Regions from separate parts of the Homo sapiens genome. Here region 2 is linked to region 1. A link is an interaction called in ENCODE POLR2A ChIA-PET data of the cell type or tissue named here. Cell type or tissue: HepG2. All regions are shown on one strand. Links, peaks and the distances in the headings refer to the core of each region. The heading gives the core; the rest is flanking DNA. Region 1 overlaps LARP1B (La ribonucleoprotein 1B). Region 2 overlaps LARP1B (La ribonucleoprotein 1B).

Region 1 (16,544 bases), core at 1-8,000:
ATCACCACAGTCAAGACACTGAACTGTATTATTACCACAAAGTTCTCCCTGTGCTCTCTAAAGTTACCCCTTTAGAGTCTAACCCACCTGCCTCACCTCCACTATCCCTAACCCCTGGCAACCACTAATCTGTTCTTCATCTCTATAATTTTGTCATTTTGAGAATGTTACATGATGGAATCACACATTTCTTAGAGCAATTTTAGATTCATAGCAAAATTGAGCAGAAGATAGATTTTCCATAGATCCTCTTCCCCTACACAAGCATAGCCTCCCGTATTGTCAACATCCCCTACCACAGTGGTACATTTGTTGCAGTTCATGAACCTACCTAGATGCATCATTCTCACTAAAAGTTTATAGTTTACATTAGGGTTCATTCTTGTTCAAATGGCTAAATTTTGAGACTGAAAATACCACACATTGGTGCAGATGTAGATCAACAGGAACTTTAATATACTGCTAATGGGGATAAAAATAGGTACAGCCACTGTGAAAAACTGGCATTTTCTACTAAGGCTAAATAGAAACCTACTGCTCAATTCAGCAATTCCACTCCTAAGTAAATATCCAACAAAAATTTGTGTCCCTGTTCCCCAAAAGAAGTTTTTGTAAAAACGTATTTATAGGAATTTGTTTGTAATAGCTATAATCTGAGAAAGGACCCAAATGCTCATCAATAGCAGAATGGATTTCTTAAAAACTTGCAGTGTATTCATATGGTAGGATAGAGCAAGGGTAGACAAATATAGTAAATATCTTAGACTTTGTGGGTCATACGTTGTCTGTGGTCATACATTGTCTACCTAACTGCAGTTGTAGCAATGAAGTAGTCATAGGCAATATGTAAACAAATGAGTGTGGTTATGTTCCAACACAGCCATTTATAAAAACAGGCTTTAGCCTTTGGGCCTGTAGTTTGCTGACCTCTGCTGTAGAGCCACAAACTGTGGTTACATGCACGTACATGGATCAGTCTCATAAACATAATTTTGCATGAAAGAAACCATGTGGTGTAATTCAATTTTTATAAAGTTCAGAAACATGCAAAACACCTACTGTATTGAAGGTGTATGAGCTATTTTGGGGGAGAAAGAGGAGATCCTGACCAGAAGGGACATGAAAAGGAAGCTTCTAGGGTGCTAATAATTGCTTTACCTGAATGGTGATTAAGTCTGTTTACCTTCGATTATTCATTGAGATATATACTTATGATTTGTACACTTCTTGTGTGTGTGTGTGTGTGTATGTTATACATTAATGAATTAGTTAAAAATAAAAATAAACAAAAACATACACAACTTGTGTTTCCATCAGGGTAGAATTGTGTTATTTATCTCTGGCATGTAGTAAACATACAATAATTATTTATAGAATTGGGAGTTGCTAATAGCAAGCTCTGTAGCAAGATAAAGGACAAGAGGAGTGAGCAATGATTCTGATTTAGCCTGAAGAGCTTATTGAAAACTTTTGAGGAAGAAATGTTGATAAATATACATTTTGATGTAATTAAAGGTACTTTAGTGAAAAAAGATCATAATCTAAAAGGCTAACATTGGGATTTAATAAATGGTTTGAGCTGACAAGTGACTTCATCTTTGAAGACAGAAGGAAAAGATTCTTTTGTTATTAAGAGCAAGCTACAACTATTTTGTAATGATATTTAATTTCCTTCCTGTTTTAAATTTGCTTCAACCCGAAAAATTCTTTCTTATGTTTTTTACTTGCTTAAACCCGCTTTGGATGTTGCCCTGTAAAGATTCATGTACCCATTAGTACCATGTGGAGTAGATGTGATATAGGGTTTTATTGGGAAAAACTTAGAAGAAATAGTGGAGTGTAAGCAGTCCCTCAAACTCCTTTTTTATCTCACAGTTTAGGCCAGACATAGAGGGTCTTTATGGTTCACCTGGGTGAACCATAGGGTTCAACCTTTAGGGTTCAACCTTTAAGTTCACCTGTGGCCAAGTGAACTTCCAGTAGAGAATGACCTCTACCCTCTGTAATGCTCCACACATTTGTAGGTCAGGGCCGGAAACACTTAAGTGACTATGCAATAGTAGTTACAAAGGGGAAGCCTCCAGAACCCCAGAGGCAGGGAGGGGTCTATTCTTCCTTTGAGCTAACAACTCAAATATACTGAGTCTCTTTGCTGCAGCTATCCAGGGCCATCCAGATTTATCTTTATCACATGCATCCCATTATTATAAAACAAAGTGAAATCTTCTTGACCCAGTATTAAAGGTCTTCTAGTAGCTTTCTCCAACTTCCTCATCAGTCCTCTTTGCCACTGGTTCTACACAGATTTTCTTAGTCACTTAATTACTTTGTAATAAACACATTGCTTTTTCCAAGCTTCTTATCTTTGCTCTCATTACCTATTTAGAATGTTTCTCCCTTTCTCTAAATTCTCATCCTTCAAGAGGTGCTTTTGTCCCATCTCTCCTGTGATGGCTTCCTGATGATCGTAATTCTTACACCAATATCGCTCTTCACATACTACCTAATATTATTTATTTTTATGTGTTCATTTCTTCCTTTTCATCTAACATATAAATTCCTTAATGGTAGGGAACATGTATTAGATTACTTTGTAACGTCTGTAATACCTGGTAGTCTTGTATGTAAATGCTCAACAAATAATTAATGATTAGTATGTGTGGTCTTATAATGTTTTTTAATTATAAAATCATTATAATATTTTAGGGTGTTATATGCCTCTTAGATTCTGAATGTTGTTATTAAGTATAATGCTAGACTCTTTATTAGAACGTCTTTTTCACTCCATTGTAATTAATCCCTGTTTTAGAAGTTCATTTTTTTGAGGTTGGTATCAATTATTGTCTGTTGGTTACTCTGTTAGCCAGTTTAGTAATTAGATTCCTCCATTCTACTTCAGCAAGAAGTTGAGAACTTTAAGAAGCTAAATCTCATTAGTAAAGAGCAGTTTGAAAACCTAACACCTGAACTTCCTTTTGAGCCAAACCAAGAAGTTCCTGTAGCACCTTCACAGTCCAGGCAAGGTATGTAAATCTGCTTTTGTGTAAGTGTCTGAATAGTATTAAAGCAGTTCTGAATTGTTTTTAAAAATTGCTCCTTTTTTTTCTTTATTTGTGGAAAATCATTAGGTAAATGGTAAAATGCTAGAATTTTAAAACTCAACTTTTATCCTTTTGTGAACTTCTATTATCACACCAGATTATGCTCAAAGCCAGAGGCTTACTTAGAAGTAGGCAGAATTTGTTGGTTCTTTATGTATCTGATGTGATTTTAAGATTGCTGGGAATGTTTCTCTTCCCAAAATAAAATTTTTCACTGACTCACTGATCCTTAGAATGCGCTAGAGTCATTCTTTTGTTTTAAGGGCTTAGCTCTGTGTGAGAGTGTAAATAAATACATTGGGAGATCCATAAATTGAATCTGACATTTCAGACAAGTATAACTGATTTTATTATAGCCTTTTCCTGAAGGTGGTTAAAAAAATGATTTATAAAAAGTCACACATATACAAAGATAGAGTGAATTTTATAATAAAACTCCCATGTACCTGCTATACTTAATCATCTCATACCCAATTTTGTCTCGACTCCAGTAACTCCTATACCTCCCTGTGGATTATTTTTAAACAAATTCTCAATCACATGATTCATATTTTTTTGTCCTTAAAGATTTCTGTATGTGTCTTTAAAAAGATAAGGGCTATATCTTTTAACACATAAATAGCAGGACATTATCATATCTAAAATTAACAGTAATTCCTTAACGTTAGATATCTAGTGTTCAAATTTCCTCATTCATCACTTTTTTTTTCCAGTTTCTTCAAATAGATTGCAATAGATTGATATGTCTTTTTTAGTCTACAGGTTTCTACTATTTTTTGCCTTATAATTTATTGGTCCTTGCAATTTGGTATTGAAGAAACTGGGTTGTTTGTCTTGTAGAATTTTTCACATTCTGAATTTTGCTGATTGCATCCCCATGGTTTCATTTAACCTGTTTTCTAGTCCTGAATTATCTATAACTGTTAGTTCAGCATAGAGACTTGATTAGATTAAGACTCAAATCTCTGTAAGAATATGTCATATGTAGTATTGAATACTATTAGGAGATACATAATGCTCTATTGTCTCTTTTTGTAATGTTAGCAGTCATTGATGATCAGTGAGTGAAGCTTTTATTTTACTAGGGGTTGCAAAATAGTGATGATTCTATTTTTAATCATTACGTCTTACCTTAATAGGTAGAATACTTTTATAAAGAGAACTTTCCCCAGAATATTTATTTATTCTGAGATAGAGTTCTTACAGGAAAGTGAGTCAGTGCTGAATTATTTCCCTTTGTTTACTAGTTTCAAAGTACTAGCTGGTTCCTTAACATTCTTCGCTGGTGACTAATGAAGTTTTTGTTTGTTTGTTTTTAAATGATCATTGTGAACTCATAAATACATGAGATGGGTTTCATTCTATTACAGTTATTATTATTATTATTGATACCTATGCCAGTTATCAGTTTATTGACTTTTAGCTCTAAAGCCACCTTTCATTTTCTTGCTCAGTAATAATGGAGTTGGACTGTTAACTTTAATGTTTCCCACCCCACAGAAGGTTGAGCCCCCACCAAGGTTGAGCTTTGTCAGTACCGGATCTGCTACTCAGTTGGTCCTTGTTTCTAGGCCTTTTGAATAGAAAGAGCTAGGAAATTTTTTAAGGAGAAAAATATATTACGTATTCATGTTGATATTTTCTGTCTAAATTTAAGATTATAGGTTTTAATTTTAATTTCTTTGATTTTGTAGTTGTATTGCTTTTTACTTATATATAAAAAATCTTTCTTCCTAACCACAGTAACATAATTATTTATTTGCTAATCCTATGATATAATAGTTCCAGAATAACAATAACATTAAATAATAATATTATAAATACTGAAAGGTAACTTCTTTTAGAGTTCTTTAAACTGTAAACTTTTAAAAACTTCATACTTTAAAGCTTTCTTTAAAGTTCTTAGTGTGTCCCACTAGGGCTGTTCAGTTAAATTGCTGGATTTTTTGCCTTGTTAAATTTGAATACTTTAAAATTGAGAATGTATATTCCTTTGCACATCATAGAAAGCATACAAGTCACAAATAAGGAGATAAATTTGGCATTGCATGACATTAACAAAGAATTAATATCATAGAAATCTAAAACCTTAAAAATTAATATGAAAAATGGCAAACATGAATAGAAAAAGTAGTAAATGAAACATGAACATCAGTTTCATATTTGGGAAGACCAAATGGCCAATAAATATGAAAAGAGGCTATTTTTACTGAGGTTTTCCAATTAAAACCATAGCAATACGCCATATTATAACCCAGCAGTTTCATTTCAAGAGATACTGTTGCAGGCCATTGTGGCTCATGCCTATAATCCCAACACTTCGGGAGGCCAAGGCAGGAGGATCACTTGAGCCCAGGAGTTTGAGACCAGCCTGGGCATACTGTTGCAAATGTTTACCAAGAGAACATTTGTAGTATCATTGTTCATAATAGAAAAAAGCAAATGAAAACTAAAAAATGCCCAGTTATAGTAGAATGTATTATAAGATGTGGTGTAGTCATACGTAGGAAAAATAGGCAGCAGTGGAAAATGAAAGAACTAATGTTACATGTGACAAAATGTGTTAATCTAAAAATATAGGAAAAAATAAAAAAATAAAAAAGGGATGTATAAAATAAGCTAGAACAAAGAAGTTCATTCAGTGTAATGCTATTACATAAAGTATAAAATTCATGGATAGATGCATAGCACATAGGAGCCATGAAGAGAAGCAAGGGGAATTATTAATATAAAAAATTAATATATTAATTTACTCCTGAGGGTGGGGGAAATCCCATCTGGAAGGTCTGCACATGTGTTTGCTAGCATCTGGAATTTATGTATGTATTGGTCTAGTTGGTCGGTATGAGTGTGTATCAGCTCTATTTTAAAATTTATATATAAATTTATTAATTTTTATTTGTGTGCTATAATGTCTAGTTTTTAAATATATGAACAGAAAAATATAAAAATAAAGCAAAAATTTAAAAGATAGAATTTGACCAATATATTGCTATGACAGGAAATGTTGAATAGATTAATGTTCAAATTAAAAGATAATTTTAATCTTTAAATTAATTGGACTTAAAAAAATTCACTCTATGCTAGTTATATGTCATAACATATGGAAAGATTGGAAGGTAAAGGATGGGAAATCATATAAAAGAATGATCCTAATAGAAAAGAGTTGGTATTGCTATTACGATATAGAATTTAAGGCATAAAGAAGGAGTTTATTTTCACTGTCTTCAGTATCTATATTCCTATTTATTCCCTATACCTGCTCCAAACAGGCCTCTGTCCTCCACATCCCAAATCAGCTACTGATAATACCACCAGAAATCTCCATATATAAGAGGGGTCAAATCAGTCCTCATCTTACCTGACATCAGCATTAGATCAAATTAATCGCTCTGTCCTGAAACACATTTTTACTTCCTGGATACTTATTCACTTATTCTCCTTCTGCCTCATAGAGTCTTTTTTGCTAGTTCTTCAGTGTTTCCCTAACTTCTAAAATTTGGAAGCTTTAGGACCCAGTCCTCAAATTTCTCCTCTTTTGAATCCTCAATAACTCCTTGTGTAATAGCATCAAGTCTCATGGGTTTTAAAGAGCATTATTATACTAATGAGTATCAAATTAATATGTATAGACCAGACCTCCATCCTGTATTTCAGACAAATATTCAACTGTGTGGTTAACAGTACCACTTGTATATTTTATAAGCATGTTAAATATCATATGTCCAAAATCTAAGTTCTGAATTCCCACCCCTCTCCAAGGACTCTTCCTCCTAGACTTCCACATCTCTAAATATTACCTCCATTTTTCCAGTTGCACAGGTCAAAACGTTTGTGTCATTTTTGATCCATTTGTTTTTTAAATTCCGTATCTTATTTATTGGAAAGTTATATTCATATATATTTAAAATATATCTAGAATCTAACCACTTCTCACTTTCTCCATCTCTATCACCCTGTAAAAGTCACCAGCGTTTTCTCCTTGGTTAATTGTAATGAACTCCTAGCCTGTCTCCCTCCTTTCATTCTGATCACCCTACAAATATCCAGTTATATTTTTTGTTTCCTCTTAAAAATATATATAAGGTGTACAACATGATGTTTTGATATATATATAGTGTAATGGTTACAATAGTTAAGCAAATGAACATATTCATTATCTCACATAGTTACCTTTTTTTGTGGCAAGAGCACCTAAAATCTCTCTTAGCAAAAATACCAAATATAATATAATGTTATTAGCTATGGCCCTCAGGTTGTACATTAGATCTCTAGACTTATCTATCCTACATATCTGCAACTTGGTATTTTTTTACCTACATCTCCCCATTCTCCTTCATCCCACCCTTGGTAACTACTGTTTTATTATCTACATCTATATACTTTTTTTTTTAAAGATTCTATATATAAGTGACATTATGAAGTATTTTTCTTTCTGTGTCTGGCTTATTTCATTTAGCATAATGTCCTCCAGTTTCATCCATGTTGTAGCAAATGGCAGGATCTCCTTTTTTAAAGGCTTAATTATATTCTATTCTCTCTCTCTCTCTCTCTCTCTCTCTCTCTCTCTCTCTCTATATATATATATATATATATATACACACACACATATATATACATATATACATACACACGTGTGTACGTATATATACACACACACACACATATACACACACACACACATCACCATTTCTCTGTTTATCATAAGTGGACTCATACTTTAGTTGTTCCCATATCTTATATCTTGGCTGTTGTGAATAATGTGGCAATGGACATGTGAGTGCAGATAGATATCTTTCTATGGTGATGATTTCATTTCCTTTGGGTATATATATAAGGTGTACCCAGAAGAGGGACTGTTGGGTCATATGGTAATTCTACTTTTAATTTCTTTACAAATCTCCATACTGTTTTCCACAATGGCTGCACCAGTGCACCTTTTCATATACCTGTTGGCATTGTTATGTCTTCTTTGGAGAGATCTCTAATCAGGTCTTTTGCCCATGTTTTAATTGGATTATTTGCATTCTTGCTATTGAGTTGTCTGAGTTACTTATGTATTTTGGATATAACTCCTAATCAGATGTGTGGTTTGCAAATGTTTTTTCTTATTCTGTAGGTTGTCTGTTCACTCTGTTGATTGTTTCCTTTGCTGTGCAGAAGCAGCTTTTTCATTTGATGCCATGTTTGTTTATTTTTGCTTTTGTTGCCTGAGCTTTGTGGGTCATATTTTTAAAAAAATTAAGATATAGTTTACATTCAGTAAGTTTCACACCATTTATGTATATTATTTTGGGAACTTTGACAGATGAATGCAATCATGTAAACACCACCTAGTTAAGTTACTGAACATTTCCATTGCTCCCTGAGAATTTTTCCATGCCTCTTTGTATTCAACCCAGGCCAAGTTTTTGGCAGTTTGTTTTCTATTTTCTATCCCTATAGTTTTGCCATTTCTAGAATGTCATATAAATAGAATCATATAAAATACAGACTTTTGAGTCTGGCTCCTTTCATTTAGCCTAGTGCCTTTCAGATTTATTCATGCTTTTGTGTGTATTACCTTTTTATTGACAAGTAGTATTCCATTGCATGGATGTAAACAGTTTATTTATCCACTTATTAGTTGAAGGCATATAGGTTGTGTTCCTGTTTTTGGTGATTATGAATAAAGCTGCTATGAGTATCAAGTTGCTATGTGAATATATGTTTTCATTTCACTTGGGTAAATGCTTTTGAGGGCACTGTTGGATCATACAGTAAGTATAACTTTTTAAGAAACTGTCTAACTTTTCCAAAGTGGTTGTGCCATTTTACGTTCTTACCAACAATATATGAGGGTTCCAGTTGCTCTACATCATCACCAGCATTTAGTATTGTTAGTTTTTTTTTTAAAAAATTTTGCCCATCTAATAGTAGTATCTCATTGTGACTGATGCTGTTGAGTATCTTTTTATGTGCTTATTTGCCATCAGTTTATGCTTGGTAAAGTGCCTGCTCAAATCTTTGGACATTTCTTTTATTGAGTTGTTTCTTTTGTTACTGAGCTTTGAGAGTTCTTTACTCTGGATACAAGTCCTTTGTTACATATGTACATATGTAATTTGCACATATCTTCTCAGAACCTGGGGCTTATATTTTCATTTTTTAGGTATATCTTTTGGGCCAGTTGCAGTGGCTCACGTCATGTGGCTTGTCTTAATTAGTCTGTTTGTGTTGTAAAGTACATTGATTGGTTTTCAAATGTTGAACTAGTCTTGGATTCTCAGGATAAGCCTCATTTAGTTATTATATTATCCTTTTATATATTGTTAGACTCAGGTTGCTTACATATTTTTTGAAGCCTTTTGTACTATATTCATGAGGAATATTGTTTTTTTTTTTCATTGTCTTGGATTATATTTGTCTGATTTTGGTGTCAGAGGAATGCTGGCGTCATAAAATGAGTTGGTAAGTGTTCCTTCTTTTGTATTTTGGAAGAGTTTGTCCACAATTGTTTATTTCTTACACATTGGTAGCATTCCCAAGTGATGCCATCTGGGCCTGGAACTATTGGAATGTTTTAAACTACACATTTATTTATTTAAGAAACATAAGACTAAGTAAGTCTTTTTTCTCAGGTGAGCTTTTGTACCTATTGAATTTATTCATTTCCTGGAATTTATAATATGCTCTTTTTCTCCTTTTACTGTTCGTAGGTTCTGTAGAGATATCTCTTCTTTCATTCCTACTATTTATAAATTTGTGTCTTTTTTGTCTTGATCGATCTAGCTAGAGGTTCATCAGTTTAATTTTTTTAAGTTTTATTTTCATTGATTTACTTTATTTTTATTCCAGGTTTATTAATTTTTGCTCCTTATTATTTCCTTTTTTCTTATTTTGTTCCTCCTTTTCTAGTTTGAGTGGAAGCTTAGATCATTTATTTGACACCATTTTTCTTTCCTATTATAACCATTTAATACTACAAATTTCCACCTAAGCAGTATTTTAGGTGTTATTGTATTTTGATTTTCATTCAGTTCTATATATTTTCTAATTTCTTTTTAATTTTTTGATACATCAGCTATTTAGAAGTGTTTTTGTTTAATTTTTAAAATTTGGATATCTTCCTGAAATCTATTTTTTTGAAATCTAATTTTTAAGGGAGAGTTTAAATTATTGATTTGAGAGTTTCTTTTCTGATATAAGCATTTAATATTCTCTCTCTATCTCTATTTCTATCTTTATCTCTATCTATCTATATATTTTTTTAAGACAGAATCTCGGAGTCTCGCCCTGTCGCCCAGGCTGGAGTGCAGTGGTACAATCTCGGCTCACTGCCACCTCTGCCTCCTGAGTTCAAGCGATTCTCCTGCCTCAGCCTCCTAAGTAGCTGGGATTACAGGTCTGTGCCACCACACCTGGCTAATTTTTGTATTTTTAGTAAAGACCAGGTTTCACCACGTTGGCCAGGCCGGTCTCAAACTCCTGGCCTCAAATGATCCACCCACCTCGGCCTCCCAAAGTGCTGGGATTACAGGCATGAGCCATGAGCACAGCCCTTAATTCTATGTATTTTTATTTAAGCACTGATTTAGCTGCATTCCACAAATTTGATATGCTGTATTTTATTAATTTTTATTCTTTTCAAAACATTTTCTAAATTCTTTTGAGACTTCCTCTTTATGGATTATTTAGGAGTGTATTCGGTGTAATTTCCAAGTGATTGGAATTTTTTCAGTTACCCCTCTGTTATTAATCTTATTGATATATAGTTTAATTATATTATAGCCAGAGAACATACTTTACATTATTTTAAAATTTAAAATTAATTTGTTAATTTCAAATTTGTTTAATTAATTTGCTAATTTTATCACCCACAATATAGTCTGTCTTGGTGAATATGCCATATGCATCTGAGAAGAATGTTTATTACACTATTTTTGAGTAGAATGTTCCATATTGTCTGTTCAATTCAGTTGGTTAATGGTGTTGATGAGTTCTATATCTTTGCTGATTTTTTGTCTACTGGTTCTGTCTTACTGAGAGAGGAGTGTTGAAGTCACCACCTATAATTGCAGACTTGTTTATTTCCTATTTCAGTTCTGTTGTATTTTGCTTTATTTATTTAGAAGCTCTTTTGTTAGTTCACCTTATACCCATTGGTATATTGTGTCATCTTGGTGAATTGGCCCTTTCATTCATATATGTTGTCCTTGTTTGCTTTGAAATTTAGTTTGTCTGATTTTAATATAGCCATTCCAGCTTTCTTTCATTTCTTTCTCATGGTATGTGATGTATCTTTTGCCAACTTTTTACTTTTAACGTACCCATATCATTATATTTGAAGTCAGTTTATTATAGATAGCATATAGTTAGTTCATGTTTTTTATTCAGTCTGACAGTATATCTTTTAATTGGTATGTTTTGACTAATGTAATTATTGGTATGTTTGGATTTAGGTCAACCTTTTTATTATTCATTTTCTTTTTCTTTTCTTTTTTTTTTTTTTTTTGGCTTCTATTGCCCATTTTGTGCATTCTTTGTGTTGTTTGTAACTTTTTCCATTACATTTTAATTTATGTACTATGAATTTGGACATATATATCTTTTTTTGTATAATTGTTTTTAGTGATTGCTCTAGGGGTTGCAAAACACATACTTTTCAGTTTATTTGGAATCAGTATTTTACCATTTCAATAAGAATGTAGAAACCTAACCTCCATAGAGATTTTTTTTTTTTCCTTTCTCTCCCCACCGGCCCCACCCCAAGAGATAGGGTCTCACTCTGTTGCCAAGGCTGGAGTGCAGTGGTCTAGTCATGGCTCACTGCAGCCTCATACTGCTGGGTTCAAGCAATCCTACCACCTCAGCCTCCCGAGTAGGTCGGACTACAGGTGCACGCCACAAAGCCCAACTAATTTTTTTATTTTTTGTGGAGACAGGGTCTCACTACATTGACCAGATTGGTCTAGTACTGCTGGCTGGCCTCAAGAGATTCTCCTACCTCAGCCTCCCAAAGTGCTGGGATTATAGGCATGAATCACCACACTCAGCTGAAATTTCTTTATGTAATAATTGTCTTATATATCTTCATATGTTAAAAAGCCCATCAGACAATGTTTGATTGTCTTTCAAGCGTGTTTTACTTTCAAGCGTGTTTTAAATAACTTAAAAGGAGAATAGTCTATTATATTTATCTGGACCTTTACCGTTTATCTTGCTGTTCCTCTATTTGTGATGTTTCAGGTTTCCTTTGTTATCATTTTCTTCTGTCTGAAATACTCAGGTTAGCAATTCTTTTAGAGCAGTTCAGTTGGCTATGATTTATAGTTTTCTTTCTTCTGAGAATGTCTTTATTTCACCTCATTGCCAAGGATATTTTCACTGGATAAAGAATTCTGAACTGACAATTGTTTTCTGTTAGTGATTCAAAACTGTTGTACCACTCCTTTCTGTCCTCCATGGTTTTTGGTATAATAATTTATAGTCATTCAAATTGTTTCCCTACAAGTAATGCATCTCTAGCTACTTTCAAGATTTTTTTTTTTTTTCATCTGACATTTACAGCAAATAGAGTGTGATGTGCCTTGGTATGGAGTTCTTTGGGTTTATCCTGGATGGGATTCTCTGTTTCTTAAATCTGTAGGTTTGACTTTAGACAAATTTGGGAAGTTCTCAGCTATTATTTCCTCAAAAAAAATTTTTAGCCCTGCATTTCTTCTCTCCTAGACCTTTTGTTGTCTCACAGGTTCTTAAGGATTGGCTGATTATTTTTTTTCAATTTCTTTTTTTTTCTGTTGTTGAGGTTGCTTTTCTGTTTTCGGTTCAATTTCTGTTGATTCTGGCTGCTTTTAATGTTTCCTCTGTCACCTATTTTAAGCACCTTAATTACGATTGCTTTGGTGTACTTTTCATGTTTCTTGTGCTTGAACTCACTGGATTTTTAAAATATGTGTGTTTATACATTTTTAATCAAATTTGGAAAGTGTTCAGCTGTTCCTTTAAATTTAAAATTTTAATTAAAAAATTAATAGGCTGGGTGTGGCAGCTCATGCCTATAATCCCAGCACTTTGGGAGGCCAAGGCGGGTGTATCACCTGAGGTCAGGAGTTCGAGACCAGCCTGGCCAACATGGTGAAACCCCATCTCTACTAAAAATACAAAAATTCGCTGGGTGTGGTGGCGCACACCTATAATCCAAGGTACTTGGGAGGCTGAGGCACGAGAATCACTTGAACCCGGGAGGTAGAGGTTGCGGTGAGCCAAGATCAAACCACTGCATTCCAGCCTGGGTGACAGAGTCAGACTCTGTCTTAAAAAAAAAAAGAAAAGAAAATTAATAATGTTTTCTTGTTACTTTTTTCTCTTTCTCTCAAGACTCCAATTACATTTAAAATTTATATTAGGGCACTTGAAGTTGTCCCATACTTCACTAATGCTCTGTTTTGTTGTTGTTGTTTTTCAGTCCTTTTACTCTGTTTTTGTTTTAGGTAACTTTTATTCCTCTCTTCAAGTTTATTAGCCTTTTCTTCTACAGAGTCTATTTTTAATCCCATCCAATGTGTGTGTGTGTGTGTGTGTGTGTGTGTGTGTGTATGTGTATGTTTTAAAATCTCAGCTGTTGTCCTTTTCTCATCTAGAAGCTTGATTGGGTTCTCTTTTATACTGCCTATATATATATTTTAATATGCTTATGTTTTTCTGTGCTTTATTGAATACACAAAATATAGTTATGATTTTGTTTTTTTGCTAGCAAAGTGTGAATCCAGGATTTGGATTCATATCTATCTGACCGCTATAGTTCAGTGGCCAGCAAATTGTGGCCCATTGGCTGAAACTAGCCTGCCACGGGCCAATGTGATAACGCTGGTCATTTACATATGGCCTCTCGCTGTTTTTATGCTACAAAAGCAGAGCTGAGCTGTTTCAACAGAGACCTTATGTCTTGAAAAGCCAAAAATATTTACTATCTAACATTTGTAGGAAAAGTTTGCTGAGTTCTGCTTTAGAGGCATTTTTATTTATAAAAAACCTGAAGTGCCAGTTCTCATGTAGCATTTTTAATTTTTGACGTTCACTAAACACTAACAGCATAATATTGAGTTTTATTTTTATAAAGGCAGTAGAGACTGCAGACAAGGCTCATATGGTTCAGGTATGAAGCTGTGCAATGATCTGATTTGGTAGTGATAAAATTTGGAAAATCTTAGATAGTAAAATAGTTAGCACACCCCTTCAGTGGTTTTTACATTTAGCATGTTTAAGGTTCACCTGGAAAGCTTGTTGAAACAGATTAAAGGACTCTGTATCAACTTTCTTATTCAGTAAGTTAGGTGGGATATGAGAATATACATTTCTAACAAGTTCCCAAGTCATGCCAATAGTTCTGTTTGGGACTATACCTTGAAAATTACTGCTCTAACCCTTTTTAAGTGTATCATTTGAATTTCAGTAGATGTATAAAATTGTATACCAGCACCACAGTCCGGTTTTAGAACAATTCCATCATACTAAAGAGTTCCTCATGCACATTTGCAGTCAATGCCAACATTCCCCTTCAGCCTGAGGCAACTAGTTATCTTTCTTTCACTATGGTTTTGCACTTTTCAGAAATTTTATATAAATGGAATTATATGATACATAGTTATATACTTGGAATGTTTCACTTAACATAATATTTTTGAGATTCATCTATGTCATTGCATGTATCAGTAACTTTCTTTTATTGCTAAGTATTATTTCATAGAATGAGCATACTACATTTTTTTGTCCATTCAACATTTTATGGACATTTGGATTGTTTCTAGTTTTGGCTATTATGAAAAATGCTATTATGACTATTCATGTTCAAGAGATGGCATATGCTTTTGAGCAGAAGGAAGTTATAATATCTAGATGATATTCATATATTATCCTATGCTTGTAGTTGACAAAAAATGTTAATATATTCTTGTTTCCTAATATATTTCCAATAATAATATTTTAATATTTACTATGAATATTTTATGTTCTTGCAATGAATATTTGATAATTTTATGTCAAAATATTATAAATTGGTATATGATAGTCTATAAACATTTTGTAAAATGTTTCTTTTGAGATAATCAACATACTCTATAGATGTTGATCTTACAAAATTAATATATCTACTCTTATTGGTGGGCAAAATTCACCCTGGAATAAAATAAGTATAAAACAAATAAAACTTAGCTTTTGATGTTGGAAATGTTCAGATACAGATAACAGTAGGGAGAATTGTTTAATGAAATCCCCATGTATCCATCTCACCTAATTTCAACAATTGTTAATAGTTTGACATTCTTTTTTAATCTGTACCTTGCCTCCCGATCTATTCCTGGTGTTCTATATTGAATCTCAAAATCATATCATTTCTCCTGGAAATACTTCACTATATATTGCAAACTGATGAGGACTTACGAAACAAGTATGTATGTAAATTTTTACAGCACCATTAATTCACCTAACAAAAATAGCAATAATTTGTAATATCATCTACTACCCAGTATATGTTTAGTTGTCCCTAATTGTGTGACGTATATTTTTCAAATTGTTTGATTGAACTAGGATGAAACAAGATGCAAACATTGCAATTGACTGATAACACCGTTAAGTTAATCTTAATCTATAATGATTTCTCTTCCCTTGTTTTTCCATGACAATGATTTGTTGAAGAAACTGGTTAATTTGTTGAAGAAACTGGTAGGATTTCTTATGATCTGCATTTACCTGACTGTATCTTCTTCATATCATTTAGTATATCATTTATCCCATGTATTATTAATGAAGTATAAGTACAAAGGATTTAGATATAGGACTGAGTATATTCAGGTTTTGGCATGGTTTTTTTCCTAGTAGCAAGGATATTTCTTAGGAAGACTTGTCTATTTCCTATAGCATCATAGCATATCTGTCACTCCCACTTTTACTGATGCTGTGATTCATGATTTGATTCAGGTGTTGTCAGCCTGATGCTTTCATTATCAAGTTTCCCTCCAATCTTTTACCAAATGGTTTTAGCAGCTATTGATGAATATTCCCTAGATTTCCTCTATTTCAGTAGAATTGCAAAATGGTTATCTTCTAATTCCATCATTCCTTCTGCAATCCTTACATAAAATTTTTCTGTGAAGAATGTTCTTTCATCAACTCTTTGGTTACCCTGAAATTCAACCTTTACAGACAAGGAAGGATAAATGCTTGCTTCTTTCTTTTTATTCAGTTTATTGGTTTTCAAAATAATGAGTTGGTGCCCTAGGACACTCTAAATGTGACTGAGTTTTAAAGTATCATTATGAACTCATGGAGCTTATTTATTCAATGTGTTTATTAATCCATTTCGGTCGTTGTTTTCAGTGGTCAAATTGTTTTATTTTTGACTGGTGGACCTCTAAGATTTACTCTTGTGTCCTTTGATTTATGCTAGTATTTTTAAAACTACTT
Region 2 (16,544 bases), core at 2,832-10,831, 79 kb before region 1:
TGGAAGGCTGGGTGCAATGGGTCATGCGTGTATCGCAGCACTTTGGGAGGCTGAGGACGGTGAATCATTTGGGGTTAGGAGTTCGAGACCAGCCTGACCAACATGGCGAAACCCCCTCTCTACTTAAAAAAAAAAAAGAGTTAGCCAGGTGTGGTGACATGTGCCTGTAATACCAGCTACTAGGGAGGCTGAGGCAGGATAATTGCTTGAACCCAGGAGGTGGAGGCTGCAGTGAGCCGAGATCGTGCCACTGCACTCCAGCCTGGGCAACAAAGTGAGACTCTGTCCTCCCGCCCCCGCCCCTGCAAAAAAAAAAAGTGGTATTGATTTGTTGTTACTGAGTTTTGAAAGTTCATATGTATTTGAGGTAAAAGTTCTTTATCAAATACTTAGCAAATACTTTCTCCTAGTCTGCAGCTTTACTTTTAACTGTCTTTTGAAAAGTAATTTTTTGCCTTTGATAACAGTTTTTGTCATTTGTTTTGCAATTTTAGGTTAGGTATATTGCCACAAATTTTTGGGTATGTTAGTGAAAATATTAATGGAAATCATTTCATTCTGAAAACCTTTTTGCAGTTTCAGAGCGTCCTCAGCCAAGGAAATAAAAAGCCACAAAATAGAAAAGAAAAAGAAGAGAAGGTTGAAAAGAGAAGTAACAGTGACAGCAAAGAAAACCGGGAAACAAAATTAAATGGTCCTGGTGAAAACGTCAGTGAGGATGAGGCTCAGTCAAGTAATCAACGTAAGAGAGGTCAGTTTGTCCATATCTTTATTTTGATTTTAGTTTTTGAAGAAAGTTGTAATGAGGAATTACATTTCATTAACTGATCTCTGGTAGTCAAAAATGTATAGTTTGTATTTCTTCAGGATAAACAATCTGCAGAGGTAACTCATTTGCTTTTGTAACATTTCTGAACTATTAGACTTTCCTTTTTGTATGTAACTTGTATTCTATGCAAGAAAATGGAATGGAGTTCCACTTAGAGGTACAGTTGTAGATACATTCTTGGAAAGTTGTGTGATAATTATTGTTCTTTTAGATCTGCATTGGAACTGCTCCCTATATTTAGGGAGTACTGTGAAAATTAAATACATTTTTTTCCTAAGAGAAAAGTGAGAATAGGCTGGGCGCAGTGGCTCACACCTGTAATCCTAGCACTCTGGGAGGCTGAGGCAGGCGGACCACTTGAGGTCAGGAGACATGGTGAAACCCTGTCTCCACTAAAAATACACAAAAAAATTAGCCGAACATCGTGTTGCGCACTTGTAGTCCCAGCTACTCGGGAGGCTGAGGCAGGAGAATTGCTTGAACCCAGGAGGTGGAGGTTGCAGTGAGCCGAGGTCGCGCCATTGCACTCCAGCCTGGGCGGCAGTGCAAGACTGTCTCAAAAAAAAAAAAAAGTGAGAATAATTTTAGTCAATCTTTTCCCTCATAGCATTCCCCTGTCAAAATTACACTTTGAAGGAATGAAAATATTGTCTTCATATCCTTTTCCATTTTCTTTTCTGAACTTTTCGTGTGTCTAGGGACAGTTTATGATTTACATGCTTTGTAAATCAGTGCTCGGAGTCTTCGTAAAAGTGTCTTCAGGCGCTTCTAGGCAGAAAAGGGCTTTAAACTGTTAAGTTGTCAGTGACTGAAGCAAGGTGATTTTCTGGGAGAGTAGCAGGAGGTGAGGTTAGAGACATAGATAGACAACGTCCATGGTATACAGGGCCTTGGAGTTATGATTCCATTTTGAATACCATGGGAAACCATTGAACCAAGATTCTCTGGAGGTGATATGGCATGGGAGGGAACATTTAATGGTAAAGTTGTTGCCAACTTCTTTAACACTTTAACTTTTACCGTAGACTGATCACTTACTTGAATAGTTTGTCTTTTTTTTTTTTTTTTTTAAGAGACAGAGTCTTGCTCTGTCACCCAGGCTGGAGTGCAGTGGCCCAGTCTTGACTCACTGCAACCTCTGCCTCCCGGGTTCTAGGAATTCTTCTGCCTCAGCCTCCTGAGTAGCTGGGATTACAGGCCCATGCTACCATGCCCAGCTAACTTTTTGTATTTTAGTAGAGACGGGGTTTCACTGTGTTGCCCAGGCTGGTCTTGAAATCCTGAGCTCAGGCGATCCACCTGCCTCGGCCTCCCAAAGTGCTAGGATTACAGGCATGAGCCACCGGGCCTGGCCGAATAGTTTGTCTTTTTAATAAATAACTAATCCTTAGTGCAGGATGAGCATTATATTCACTTGATACAATGAATAAAGGCTAATTGCTCAAAAACAGTGACAACAAGACAAACAAGTGGTTGTTAGAAAAATTTCTTCCTGTTTCTTTTTTTTTAATTTTTAAATTTAAAAATGTTTTTAAAATTTTGAAACAGGGTCTTGCTCTGTCACCCAGGCTGGAGTTCAGTGGCATGCTCGTGGCCCACTGCAGCCTCGATGACCTGGGCTCAAGTGATCCTCCCACCTCAGCCTCCTGAGTAGCTGGGACTACAGGCATGTGCCACCATGCCTGGCTAATTTTTGTATTTTTTTGTAGAGACAGGGTTTTGCCATGTTGGCCAGGCTGGTCTTGAACTCCTGGGCTCAAGCGATCCATCTGCCTCAGCCTCCCAAAGTGCTGGGATTAGAAGTGTGCGCCACCATGCCTGGCCTCCTCATTTCTTAACTACTTCGTCACTTAACTGTTCCCTGCTTCCTACATACGTAAGTAGTGTTCTTGACTGTCTAGAATCCATACAGATGACAGATTTGTTATCCTGATCTAAAATTTGTCTTTTTTTTTTTTTTTGAGATGGAGTTTCGCTCTTGTTGCCACGCTGGAGTGCAATGGCGCGATCTCCAGCTCACTGCAACCTCTGCCTCCTGGGTTGAAGCGATTCTCCTGCCTCAGCCTCCCAAGCAGCTGGGATTACAGGCACCACACCCAGCTAATTTTGTATTTTTTTTTTTTAGTAGAGACGGGTTTCTCCATGTTGGTCAGGGTGGTCTCGAGCTCCCAACCTCAGGTGATCTGCCCGCCTTGGCTTCCCAAAGTGCTGGGATTACAGGCGTGAGCCACCACGCCTGGCAATTTGTCTTTAATTGCTTCAATTAAAACTGGTCAGTCAACAGTAAAACCCAGGTGTTTTGTAGTTAGAACAATTGGTATAATCAAGCTTTTAATTGATCTAGAGTACAGATTTTTGACTTTAAAAGAAGGGCTTCTTTGTGTCAAGGAATCTCGTTGACATAATTTATAGTATAAGATTAAAAGCCTTTTTAGATGCATTTATATTCACTTTTCCTCATTTGATCCATAGTTTGCAGGATTTATAGGATATCAATATTGTAGTTGCACACTAATATTTATTTTTAAATTGCCTTGGCAGTTTTTTCATTGCCATGAGTCTTTATTTTGGTAGAAAATTTAGATTGGGCAGAATACTGAACATTTTGAAACCTGAGCTATGGCATTCATGAATAGATGATCTTCAGAATTTCACTATAGAATAACCATAAATAATTAGTTACATTGTCATTTAGTCATCAAGAAAAGTTAAACTGCTTGTGTTTTTTTTTCCTTAGGAAGATGCATAATAGCTGTAAAATGTTCTGTCAAGTTAAACAAATTTTATACTTATCCCTCTTCCCTCTTATATTTTGAGAAACCTCATTCATTTGTAAAAATCCTGGGTAAATTAATATTTTAGGCAGTGATGTGGAACTAAAAGTGCTGCAAACCTAAAGCCTAACTTTCCAAAGTATACATTATAGCGTTTTATCAGATATATCCCATTCTAAAGCCTAAGAATTTTAAATTAAACAGATTTTTTTTTAAAAAAGCCTAAGAATCAAGTACTAAACAGGAATGTTATGTATATATACTTTTTTTTTTTTTTTTTTGAGACAGACTCTCGTCTCTGTCACCCAGGCTAGAGTGCAGTGGCACGATCTCGGCTCACTGCAACCTCTGCCTCCCGGGTTTAAGGAATTCTCCTGTCTCAGCTTCCCGAGTAGCTGGGACTACAGGCATGTGCCACCATGCCTGGCTGATTTTTGTATTTTTAGTAGAGATGGGGTTTCACCATGTTTGCCAGGCTGGTTTTGAACTCCTGACCTTAGGTTATCTGCCCGCTTCAGCCTCCCAAAGTGCTAGGATTACAGGCATGAGCCACTGCGCCCGGCCTTTTTTTTTTTTTTTTTTTTGAGATATAGATATTGGACTGTTAATTGTCATTGAAGTATTTTGGTCTGAGGTAGGCTTATGCAGAGGAGAATGTTTTCATGTTACTTATATTAACATTGTTTCTTCTACGAAATGACAGATTGGTCCAATGTGATGTAAGGAGTTCAGTTGTGTGTTTGGGATTTTTGGGCGGCTGGGCGTCGAGCTTGAACGCTTTGATGGCTGCTTTTAGGCCAACTATGGGGATTGTACTTTTTACTCTCTTTACAAGGTTTTTTCCTAGTGTCTAAAGAGCTGTCCTTCTTTAGACTAACAGTTAAATTTACAAGGGGATTGGGGGTTCTGTAGGCAAATTTAAAGTTGAACTAAGATTCTATCTTGGACAACCAGCTATCACCCAGGCTGGAGTGCAATGGCACGATCTCGGCTCACTGCAAGCTCCGCTTCCCAGGCTCAAGCTATTCTCGTGCCTCAGCCTCCCGAGTAGCTGGGATTACTGGCGTGTGCCACCACACCTGGCTAATTTTTGTGTTTTTTAGTAGAGACAGGGTTTCTCCATGTTGGTCAGGCTGGTCTTGAACTCCTGGCCTCAAGTCATCCGCCCACCGCGGCCTCCCAAAGTGCTGGGATTACAGGCATGAGCCACCGTGTCTGGCCTCTTTACAAATAATCTTAAAATACACATTAAGTGTTTCACTTATTTGATTAAAGTTCAGAGTGCTTTCAAATTGCAAGGGTTTAGTGAAAATTGTACATTTGTCCTTAAATGATTTTGTTTTCTTCAAGCTAATAAGCACAAGTGGGTACCACTCCACTTAGATGTTGTAAGATCAGAGAGTCAAGAAAGACCTGGATCCCGGAACAGCTCAAGATGTCAACCTGAAGCAAATAAACCAACACATAACAATAGGAGAAATGATACACGAAGTAAGTTACCATTCTAAGACAAAAATGACTAAGGAAAGACTTAGTCTTAATGCTCGTTATTTTAGTAACCACATGTATAAACCATTTGAGAATAAGTTGAAGACATCATGTCCCTTTAACCCCAAATACCTTCAGGGTATATTTCATAAGAACAATATAACCGTAATGCAATTAACAACAATGAAACTTAACATTAATACAATGTGATTGTCCACAGGCAGATTTTTCTCAATAAAGTCCTTTATAGTCGTCCCCTCCCCTGCTCCAAGGATCCATTCTGGGATCACCCATTTAATTTAATTTTTTTTTTCTCTTTAGGCTCCATTAATCTGTAACAGTTCTTGCTTTTGTCTTTCATGACATTGATTTTTTTGAAGATTGTAGGATAATCGTATTGTAGATATCCCTTACTTTGGGTTTTCTAATGTTTCCTTATGATTGGATTGGGGTTGTGAATTTTTGGCAGGAGTACTGTATAAGAAAATATATCATTTTCTTCTTTTTTTTTTTTTTTAATTTTTATTTTTTTTATTGATCATTCTTGGGTGTTTCTCGCAGAGGGGGATTTGGCAGGGTCATAGGACAATAGTGGAGGGAAGGTCGGCAGATAAACAAGTGAACAAAGGTCTCTGGTTTTCCTAGGCAGAGGACCCTGCGGCCTTCCGCAGTGTTTGTGTCCCTGGGTACTTGAGATTAGGGAGTGGTGATGATTCTTAACGAGCATGCTGCCTTCAAGCATCTGTTTAACAAAACACATCTTGCACCGCCCTTAATCCATTTAACCCTGAGTGGACACAGCACATGTTTCAGAGAGCACAGGGTTGGGGGTAAGGTCATAGATCAACAGGATCCCAAGGCAGAAGAATTTATCTTAGTACAGAACAAAATGAAAAGTCTCCCATGTCTACTACTTTCCACACAGACACGGCAACCATCCGATTTCTCAATCTTTTCCCCACCTTTCCCCCCTTTCTATTCCACAAAACCGCCATTGTCATCCTGGCCCGTTCTCAATGAGCTGTTGGGTACACCTCCCAGACGGGGTGGTGGCCGGGCAGAGGGGCTCCTCACCTCCCAGTAGGGGCGGCTGGGCAGAGGCGCCCCTCACCTCCCGGACGGGGCGGCTGGCCGGGCAGGGGGCTGACCCCCCCCACCTCCCTCCCGGACGGAGAGGCTGGCCAGGCAGAGGGGCGCCTCACTTCCCAGTAGGGGCGGCCGGGCAGAGGCGCCCCTCACCTCCCGGACGGGGCGGCTGGCGGGCAGGGGGCTGACCCCCCCACCTCCCTCCCAGACGGGGCGGCTGGCCGGGCGGGGTGCTGACCCCCCCACCTCCCTCCCGGACGGGGCGGCTGGCCAGGTGGGGGGGCTGAGCCCCCCCACCTCCCTCCCGGACAGGGTGGCTGGCCCGGCAGAGGGGCTCCTCACTTCCCAGTAGGGGCGGCTGGGCAGAGGCGCCCCTCACCTCCTGGACGGGGCGGCTGGCCGGGCGGGGGGCTGACCCCCCCACCTCCCTCCCGGACGGGGCGGCTGCCGGGCGGAGACGCTCCTCACTTCCCAGACGGGGTGGCTGCCGGGCAGAGGGGCTCCTCACTTCTCAGACGGGGCGGCTGCCGGGTGGAGGGGCTCCTCACTTCTCAGACGGGGCGGTTGCTGGGCGGAGGGTCTCCTCACTTCTCAGACGGGGTGGCTGGGCAGAGGTGCTCCCCACATCTCAGACGATGGGCGGCCGGGCAGAGACGCTCCTCACTTCCCAGATGGGATGGTTGCCGGGAAGAGGCGCTCCTCACTTCCTAGATGGGATGGCGGCCGGCAGAGACGCTTCTCACTTTCCAGACTGGGCAGCCAGGCAGAGGGGCTCCTCACGTCCCAGACAATGGGCGGCCAGGCAGAGATGCTCCTCACTTCCCAGACGGGGTGGCGGCCGGGCAGAGGCTGCAATCTCGGCACTTTGGGAGGCCAAGGCAGGCGGCTGGGAGATGGAGGTTGTAGCGAGCTGAGATCACGCCACTGCACTCCAGCCTGGGCACCATTGAGCACTGAGTGAACCAGACTCCGTCTGCAATCCCGGCACCTCCGGGAGGCCGAGGCTGGCGGATCACTCGCGGTTAGGAGCTGGAGACCAGCCCGGCCAGCACAGCGAAACCCCGTCTCCACCAAAAAAGTACGAAAACCAGTCAGGCGTGGTGGCGCGCGCCTGCAATCGCAGGCACTCGGCAGGCTGAGGCAGGAGAATCAGGCAGGGAGGTTGCAGTGAGCCGAGATGGCAGCAGTACAGTCCAGCTTCGGCTCGGCATCAGAGGGAGACCGAGAGGGAGAGGGGAGAGGGGAGGGGGAGAGGGAGAGGGAGAGGGAGAGCGGAATTTATTCTATCATTTTCTTCTTAGCGAATCACATGGGAGTATGACCTTGATTTGTCCCATTATTGAAGATACTAACTTTGATTACCCCTGTAACTTTGATTATTAGTTTGATTACAACATTGATTAATATTAACTTTGATTACCCCTGTAACTTTATTTGATTATTAGTTTGATTACAACATTGATTATTATTATTATTATTTGTTTTTTGTTTGAGATGGAGTCTCGTTCTGTTGCCCAGGTTGGAGTGCAGTGGCGTGTGATCTGGGCTCACTGCAACCTCTGCCTCCCGGGTTCAAGCAATTCTTCTGTTTCAGCCTCCCAAGTAGCTGGGACTACAGGCACATGCCACCACACCCGGCTAATTTTTAAATTTTTAGTAGAGATGGGGTTTCACCATATTGGTCAGGCTGGGCTCGAACTCTTGACCTCAGGTGATCCACCCACCTCGATGTCCCAAAGTGCTGGGTTATAGGCTTGAGCCACTGCGACTGGCCACAATGATTATTAACCTTGATTACTTGGTTGAGGTAGTGTACTCTAGACTTTTAAAAAATTTTTAAGTTTCTTCAGCTTTTTTGTTTAATTTCTTTTCTCCCTTTGTAATTACTGTGTAATTTGTGGAGAGAGGCTTTGAGACTGTGGAGATAATAATTTTCTCAGACTTTTCAAACAAGCCTTAGCTTCCTTTTTTTTTTTTTTTTTTTTTTTTAAATAAGTGATGGGGTCTCATTCTGTTGCCCAGGCTGGAGTGCAGTGGGACAGTCATAGCTCACTGCAGTCTTGAACTCTTGGGCTCAAGCGATCCTCCCACCTCAGCTTCCCAAGTAGCTATGATGACAGGTGCGTGCCACCATGCCCGGCTAATTAAAAAAAAAGTTTTCTTTAGAGACAGTCTTGCTTCGTTGCCCGGGCTGGTCTTGAACTCCTAGCCTCAAGCGATTCTCCTGCCTCGGCCTCCCGAAGTGTTGGGATTACAAGCATGAGCCACCGCACTTAGCTTCTCCCTCTTTATTGCCAAATAATATTCTGTTGAATGCATATAGCCCTTTGTCTTTTCATCTGTTGATGGATAAGTGGCTTGTTTATAGTTTTTGGTCTTCATGAATAACGCTGATGAATAGTTGTTTACAAGTCTTTGTGTGGAATGTATGTATTTCTCAAATGCCTGTGAGTGAATTGATTGGTCATATAGTAGCTGTATATTTAACATTATAAGAAACTGCTACTTGTAGCATTTTACATTTCCATCAGCAACTTTTTTTCTTTTTGCTATGTGTTAAGTCCCATGTCTAGTGGAATTCCTGTATTTTGGATTTGGCTGATTGCTTTGTCATGGTATTCTTTTTTTTTTTTTTTTTTTTTTGAGACTGAGTCTCGCTCTGTCGCCCAGGCTGGAGTGCAGTGGCGCGATCTCGGCTCGCTGCAAGTTCCGCCTCCCTGGTTCACGCCATTCACCCACTGAGTAGCTGGGACTACAAGCACCTGCCAGCACGCCCGGCTATTTTTTTTGTAGTTTTTAGTAGAGAGGGAGTTTCACCACATTAGCCAGGATGGTCTTGATCTCCTGACCTCATGATCCACCCTCTTTGGCCTCCCAAAGTGCTAGGATTACAGGCGTGAGCCACCTCGCCCAGCCGCTTTGTCATAGTATTCTTTGGCATTTGCATGTTCCTTTTTTTGAGACAGGGTCTCACTCTGTCTTCCAGGCTAAGTGCAATGGCATGATCTCGGCTCACTGCAACCTTCACTTCCTAGGCTCAAGCGATTCTCCTGTCTTAGCCTCCTCAGTAGCTGGGACTACAGGCATGCACAACAGTACCTGGCTAATTTTGTATTTTTTTGTAGAGATGGGGTTTCCCCATGTTGCCCAGGCTGGTCTCAAACTCTTGGGCCCAAGCGATCTTCCAGCATCAGCCTCCCAAAGTGCTGGGATTAGAGGTGTGAGAGCCACTGTACCTGGCCTGCCTGTTCCTTTTGTCTTTTCTTTTTATAACTGGCAATAAGAAGGAGCTAGGTTGATTAGATTCAGGCTTATTTTTTTGCTTGGAATACTGCTGTGTGTATTTCACTTTCAGTTGTGTTAATATTGAGTTAGCTCAGGTGTTAGGTTGATCAGTCCATTATAAATTATTCCATTAGTCTTTTTTTTTGAGACAAAGCCTCACTCTGTCACCCAGGCTGGAGTGCAGTGGCGCGATTTTGGCTCACTGCCTTCCAAAGTGCTGGGATTACAGGTATGAGCCACTGCACCCTGGCCCATTAGTCTTTACTGAATGGTTTTACTTTCATTAAAATCATTGGCCAGATACTTTTTTTTTGTCTTGAGACAGAGTCTCGCACTATTGCCCAGGCTGGGTTCTCCTGCCTCAGCCTCCCGAGTAGCTGGGATTACAGACATGGGCCACCATGTCTGGCTAATTTTTGTGGTTTTAGTAGAGGCAGGGTTTCACCATTTTGGGCCAGGCTGGTCACGAACTCCTGACCTCAAGTGATCTGCCTCCCTTGGCCTCCCAAAGTGCTAGGATTACAGGTGCGATCCACCGCATCCGGCCCAGATACATTTTTTCACAGGGATTGCTCAGATTTTCAGAAAGCAGAGGATAGGATATGTGGAAACAATAGGATGAGCATTTGTTTTTATAGTTTTCTGCTGAAATCTGATAAGTCATGTCCTGTGAATGGATAAGAAGGCCTAAGGAAATTTTACAGACTTAATATTAGCATTCAAAAATTTTAAATATACCTATGTAGAGGTAAATGTATTTTGATTAAAAAAATTTCCAATATATTATGAAAAACTTTAAACATACAAAAAATTGAAAGAATTGTTCAGTGAATACCTGTCTAGCCACCATCTAGATTAATAATTTCTCTGTATTTAATTCATTCATCTGCTGAATCCCTTGAAAGTAACTTGGAGATGTTGACGCTTTATCACTAATGTCCTAAGAAAATGCATCATCTAAGAAAATCACACTAGTTTCCTAGTACCATCTAAAATCTAGTCAATAGTTAATTTTTCTCAATTGTCCACAAAATATGACTTTTAAATTATAAAACTTTAGCTAAATGCAGTGGTGCAAGCCTGTAGTCCCAGCTACTTGGGAGGTTGAGGCAGGAGGATTGCTTGAGCCTGCGAATTTGGGGCTGTAGTGCACAATGATCATACATGTGTGGGGGGGAGCATATATATATATATGCATATGTATAAAACTTGTCTATAGAAAAATTGACTTTTTTTCTATTGTTTTTCAAAATGTCATTTTAAGTTTTTATTCTAAAAGTAATGGATTCTCATAATTTCATTAATTTTTTTCTTATTAAATATTGAATATATAAGAAAATAGACAAAGTTATACAGAACAACAATATAATGAGCTGAGTATGGTGGCACTCACCTGTAGTCCCAGCTACTTGGTAGGCTGAGGTAAGGAGGATTGCTTGAGAGCCCAAGAGTTCCAGGCTGCAGTGAGCTATGATCATGCCACTGCAGCCTGGGTGACAGAGTGAGACCCCATCTCTAAAATCAATAATAATGATGATGATGATGATGAACAGTGGAAACTCACCCTGTTTAAGAAATGTATGTTACTATTACTTTTAAACTTCGCTTTGTGCACTCTGCAATTTCATCCCATTGTCTCGGAAAAAATGAGCTTAAGTGCATTGGTTTCTTTCATGTTTTGAAATCGCCATGCAATGTGACTTTATCAACATTCTTTGGCAGGAATTTTTGTTTTTTTAATTCAGCCTACTTTTCTTTAGATTAATGCATGTTGGTTGTATTACTGTAAGTCTTTTCCTGCTGAAAGGCTGTTTCACTATTTGATAAAATCTGTACTAACGGTGGGTATTTGGATTGTTTCCAGTTTTTTTGATATTAAGGTACTACCACGAACATTTTAATGCATGTTTTCCAGCACACAAGTACAAGAGGCTCTCTATGGTAATTTTTTCAGACTGCAGACTACACTCTGTGAGTGGGTTATGAAATCAGTATATTGGTTCATGATCAGGTTTTTAAAAACCTAGAGTGCTTCACATAGTAAATTTTTAAATGATATGTGTTTATAAAATTTTTTGTAAGTGTACTTGTATGTAAAATAAATAAGGCTTACTTACAGATTAAGGCAGAAATGTTTGAAAAAGTGGCTGGACGCAGTGGTGCACACCTGTAATCCCAACACTTTGGGAGCGGGAGGTGGCTTGATCTGGGAGGGGGAGGTGGGTGGATCGCTTGAGCTCAGGAGTTTGAGACCAGCCTGGGCAACATAGTGAGAACTCATCTCTGTTAAAAAAAAGGAAATGTTTGAAAAAGACTGTTTTAGGTCTAAGCATTGAGGATGGAACTATGGGATCTAGGGTAATGTTCTCAGTGAGGGTGATTTTTTTTTCCCCAAAGAGTCATTTGGCATTGTCTGGAGATATTTGTTACTGGTTGTCACAACTGAGGGAGTGAGTGGGTGCTACTGGCATCTAGTGGGTGGTGGTCATGGATGATGCCAAACATCCTGTAGTCCACAGAACAGGCCCCCACACCAGAGTCTAAAGTGCTAAGGTTGTAAAACCTTGTCTCTAGGATTTGCATATCTTCACATTAATTAGATTATTCCAAGTTGATTTTCAAAGTAGATATACCTATTTTCAACCTCATTAGCAATATATGAATGTTCTACCTGTTTTTTGAGACAGAATCTCACTCTGTTACCTAGGCTAGAGTGCAGTGGCGAGGTCTCGGCTCACTGCAACCTCTGCCTCCCAGGTTCAGGTGATTCTCCTGCCCTAGCCTCCCGAGTAGCTGGGATTACCGGCGCCCACCACTATGTCTGGCTAATTTTTGTATTTTTAGTAGAGATGGGGTTTTGCCATGTCGGCCAGGCTGGTCTCGAACTCCTGACCTCAAGTGATCCACCCACCTCAGCCTCCCAAAGTGCTGGGATTACAGGTGTGAGCCACCGCACCCGGCTAATGTTCTACCTTTTTAAACTTTGTCAACATTTCATATTAGAGACATTAAAATATTTGTTGTACTGGGGTAAAGAGCCTTTCATTGTCTTAATTTGCATTTCTTACAGTCCATAAGGCTGAACACTGTTTTCGTTTTTCTTTTTTTTTTATTCTGAGACGGAGTCTTGTTCTATGCCCAGGCTGGAGTGCAGTGGCAGGGTCTTGGCTCACTGCAACCTCCGCCTCCCAGGTTCAAACAATTTTTCTGCCTCAGCCTACTGAGTAGCTGGGATTACAGGCACTCCACCACCACGCCTGGCTAATTTTTTGTATTTTTGGTAGAGGCAGGGTTTCGCCATGTTTCCCAGGCTGGTCTTGAACTCCTGAGTTCAAGCAATTTGCCTGTCTCAGCCTACCAAAGTGCTGGTATTACAAGTGTGAGCCACCACACCGGGCCTCTTTTTTTTTTTTTTTGGAGAGGGAATCTCGCTCTGTAGCCCAGGCTGGAGTGCAGTGGTGCAATCTTGGCTCAATGCAACCCCTGCCTCCCGAGTTCAAGTGATTCTCCTCCTTCAGCCTCCCGAGTAGCTGGGATTACAGGTGTGTGCTATGGCACCCGGATAATTTTTGTATTTTTAGTAGAGGCGGTATTTCAGTATGTCAGCCAGGCTGGTCTCCAGCTTCTGACCTCAGTTGATCCGCCCCCCTTGGCCTCCCAAAGTGCTGGGATTGCCGGCCTGAGCCACCGCGCCCGGCCTTGTATGATTATTGACCCATTGGTAGGCACCGTTTTCTGTATTTATTGTCCACTTGCATTTTTTTACCTTGCTTGTATTTTAGATATTTTTCCCATTGAGTGGTTGTGTCTGTGTGTGTTGCATGAGAGAGAGTCGTATGAGTTCTTACATGTACTCTAGATAGAATTTCTATATTTCGCTTCAGATATCTTTTCTCAATTTGTTTTGTGTTTTCATTTCCTTTTTACTTTATAAGGAATGTCATTTACTTAAATAGAACCATCCTTAAATATTTCGTGAGAAATGTTTTTTAGCAGTTTTATGTAGTACAAACTTAGTAGTCTTGGAACTTCTTGAATCTTTAACAGCACAATCTTAATAAAACTATCTCTTTACCTTTCTAGTATGTTATTTTACTTGTTAGAATGTATTCTTCATGTGTCAGTACCTTTTAGGCTCTGTTTTATGCTAGAGATATTTTTGATAAATTCTTATTGGATCTCTTCAGTTTGTATCCATCTGAAAAATGCCTGGCTACTGTTCATTAGTTACAAAGTGGAAGAAGGTGGCTATTATGTTTTCATAAAGACAATCATGTTATTTTACTTGGCAAATCGAAGTATATAAAAATATTTTTATTTTTAAAAGGTTGGAAGCGAGATAGAGAAAAAAGGGATGATCAAGATGACGTTTCCAGTGTGAGAAGTGAGGGTGGTAATATCCGAGGTTCCTTTAGAGGTCGAGGAAGAGGCCGAGGACGGGGAAGAGGACGAGGCAGAGGAAATCCTCGATGTATGACATAATTTTTGTTTCGTTAAATTAGATAAACTTTGAAAAAAATAGAGCAACTATCCTCTATTATGTTTTAACTAATTTTCTTTGTCTGATAATAGATGGTTTTATGTTTGTTAACCTTTGAAGTTCTTCACTTTATCCGTAGTAACTATTTTTTTCTAATATGTGATTACCTTTCTTTTTCTTTATTCACATCAAGTGAACTTTGATTATTCATATGGTTATCAAGAACATGGTGAAAGGACTGATCAACCATTTCAAACAGAACTTAATACCAGTATGATGTATTACTATGATGATGGTACAGGTGTACAGGTGTATCCTGTGGAAGAAGCATTGCTTAAAGAGTATATTAAGCGTCAAATGTAAGTGGATGTTTGATGTAAGCAGACGGGATAGCAAAATCTGTTGCAATATGAACTTTAATGTCATTGATAATGAATATGCTATAATTTTTTTTTTTTTTTGAGACAGAGTCTCACTCTGTTGCCCAGGCTGGAGTGTAGTGGTACGATCTTGGCTCACTGCAACCTCTGCCTCCTGGGTTCAAGTGATTGTTCCGCCTCAGCCTCCTGGGTAGTTGGGATTACAGGCACATGCCACCACACCTGGCTAATTTTTGTAGTTCTGGTAGAGAACGGGTTTTGCCATGTTGACCAGGCTGGTATTGAACTCCCGGCCTCAGCTGATCTGCCCACCTTGGCCTCTCAAAGTGCTGGGATTATAGGCGTGAGCCACCATGCCTGGCTGTTTATAACATTTTTAAAGCTACTTATTTGTAAAGGTTGGAAAATGTTAAAAATTATTTTGATTATATATTTTTAGGGAATGTGATTAAAGTAGGTGTTTTTAAAATTTTATATTTGGTTTATGTTGTTTATATAAGTCTCCTGGCTTCTATAGTATTTAGATATTTTTCTCCTTAAAGGAGATTAGGTAAAATGTTATTGCATAATATGAATAAATATAAGACTGTAAAGCTTCTCTATATATACTTGAAACTGAACAAGTAAAATTTGGCTTATTATTTGCCAATAGGTGTTTATATTAGAATTTGCAAATTAACATAAATAAAAAATGGTGGTATCTTTTGATTTTCTTCTTAGCAATTGACTTCTGAATTCTTAAGTTTTTTTTATCTTCTAAGTTTTTCTTTGTGACACAATTAAATGGGGACTACCTTATATTTTAGTTCAGATTTCTTACTCTAGTTCTCATAGTAGTTGCTTTCTGGGTACTGAATGTGAAGTCAGGAGAATATTAGTTCTATTTTCTGAAAGAAAAAACAAACCCTATGCATATTAGTATTGTATAGGATATTTTGCTTATTTATATAGTATGTTTTTATAGAGGCAAGAGAAAAATGTTGCCAAGTAATTTGCATAACCAATTTGTTAAAACTTGAAATTTTTCTCTCCTTACAAGGTGAAGGAAAAGGGCTATTTTTGAAAGGGCATAGGCATTTAAAAATCATCTGTTTTTCCAAAATAAAATAGACTCTACTCTGTTACTAGAAAATTTCTTTATCATCATCAGCCAGGCACCTTCCTGGGTTGCCTTCATGGTGGATCCAATTTGCTTACAGTGTGGAGCAACTTGTTTATATTGTTCTTGCTTCTTTTGTTACAGTTGATGCAAACACTGAAGAAAAGGGCCTTTTTGTGGGCAGAAAGTGCTTGACATGTGGCTGTCAACTTCATACCACTATTACTGTCTTTTTTGTAACTTTTGCTGCCAAGTCCCTTCTGAGACCTGACAGTGGACATGCAACTCCATGTCAGGATAATCGGCCTCCAGTGTGCTCATACAAGTGAGGGAGGAGCAGAGCTACTTCAGTGTTGACAAAATTTCTGATCATGCAGTGTAGAATCCAGAGCCTCTAAGGTAGGACTTGATGATGTCCCTAGGACACTGAGCAAAATGTCAGACATGGCATTGGTCATGCCTCTTTTTTTGTTGTTGTTCTAGCAGTAGGGATTTTGGCAAATGTTAGTAGAGCACTAGGTTTAGTGTGGCTTGTTATTATTATTACCATTCTTTGATTAGTGGAGATGTGGCTTTGAAGGAGTCGTGCTTTTTACTTTGTATTATTTGGTTTCTAATATATAGATAGGCTGATTGATTGAGGTTTTGATTTTCTTTTTGAGAAGTCACTAAAAGTTTTCCTGGCCAGGTGCGGTGGCTCACGCCTGTAATCCTAGCACTTTGGGAGGCCGAGGCGGGCGGATCACGAGGTCAGGAGATCGAGACCATCTTGGCTAACACAGTGAAACCCCGTCTCTACTAAAAATACAAAAAATTAGCCGGGCGCGGTGGCGGGCGCCTGTAGTCCCAGCTACTCTGGAGGCTGAGGCAGGAGAATGGTGTGAACCTGGGAGGCAGAGCGTGCAGTGAGCCGAGATAGTGCCACTGCAGTCCGGCCTGGGCAAAAGAGCCAGACTCTGTCTCAAAAAAGAAAGAAAAAAAAATGTTTTCCTGACACCTGTGGAAAAATGATGCAAAATGTATCGTACAGTATGAGGCCTAAACGTATTCAAAATGGTTGAGGGGTTTTTTTTAAACTTTTTTTTTTTTTTTTTTGAAATGGAGTTTTGCTCTCGTTGTGCAG

What was found. Peaks named below come from ENCODE experiments on the same cell type or tissue, not always from the same donor. Only the 100,000 strongest peaks of a DNase experiment are listed, where the experiment ranks them.
Region 2: POLR2A ChIA-PET joins it to region 1 with 5 read pairs; 5 of 35 experiments call an interaction of 5 or more read pairs at or near these places.

What each region holds. Positions count from the first base shown.
Region 1 is chr4:128,159,295-128,175,838 of GRCh38, forward strand. It overlaps LARP1B (La ribonucleoprotein 1B), which reads left to right. Exons shown (of 20, transcript NM_018078.4): 12 at 2,900-3,023. Among named protein-coding and RNA genes, the nearest start is that of LARP1B, 110 kb to the left of the region's middle. In HepG2, for the core only: no CTCF peak of the experiment used is centred there; a DNase peak (open chromatin) is centred at 4,367.
Region 2 is chr4:128,077,212-128,093,755 of GRCh38, forward strand. LARP1B (La ribonucleoprotein 1B) reads left to right here. Exons shown (of 20, transcript NM_018078.4): 4 at 577-751; 5 at 4,954-5,094; 6 at 13,790-13,933; 7 at 14,136-14,301. Among named protein-coding and RNA genes, the nearest start is that of LARP1B, 24 kb to the left of the region's middle. RefSeq lists a silencer at 4,389-4,589. In HepG2, for the core only: no CTCF peak of the experiment used is centred there; no DNase peak of the experiment used is centred there.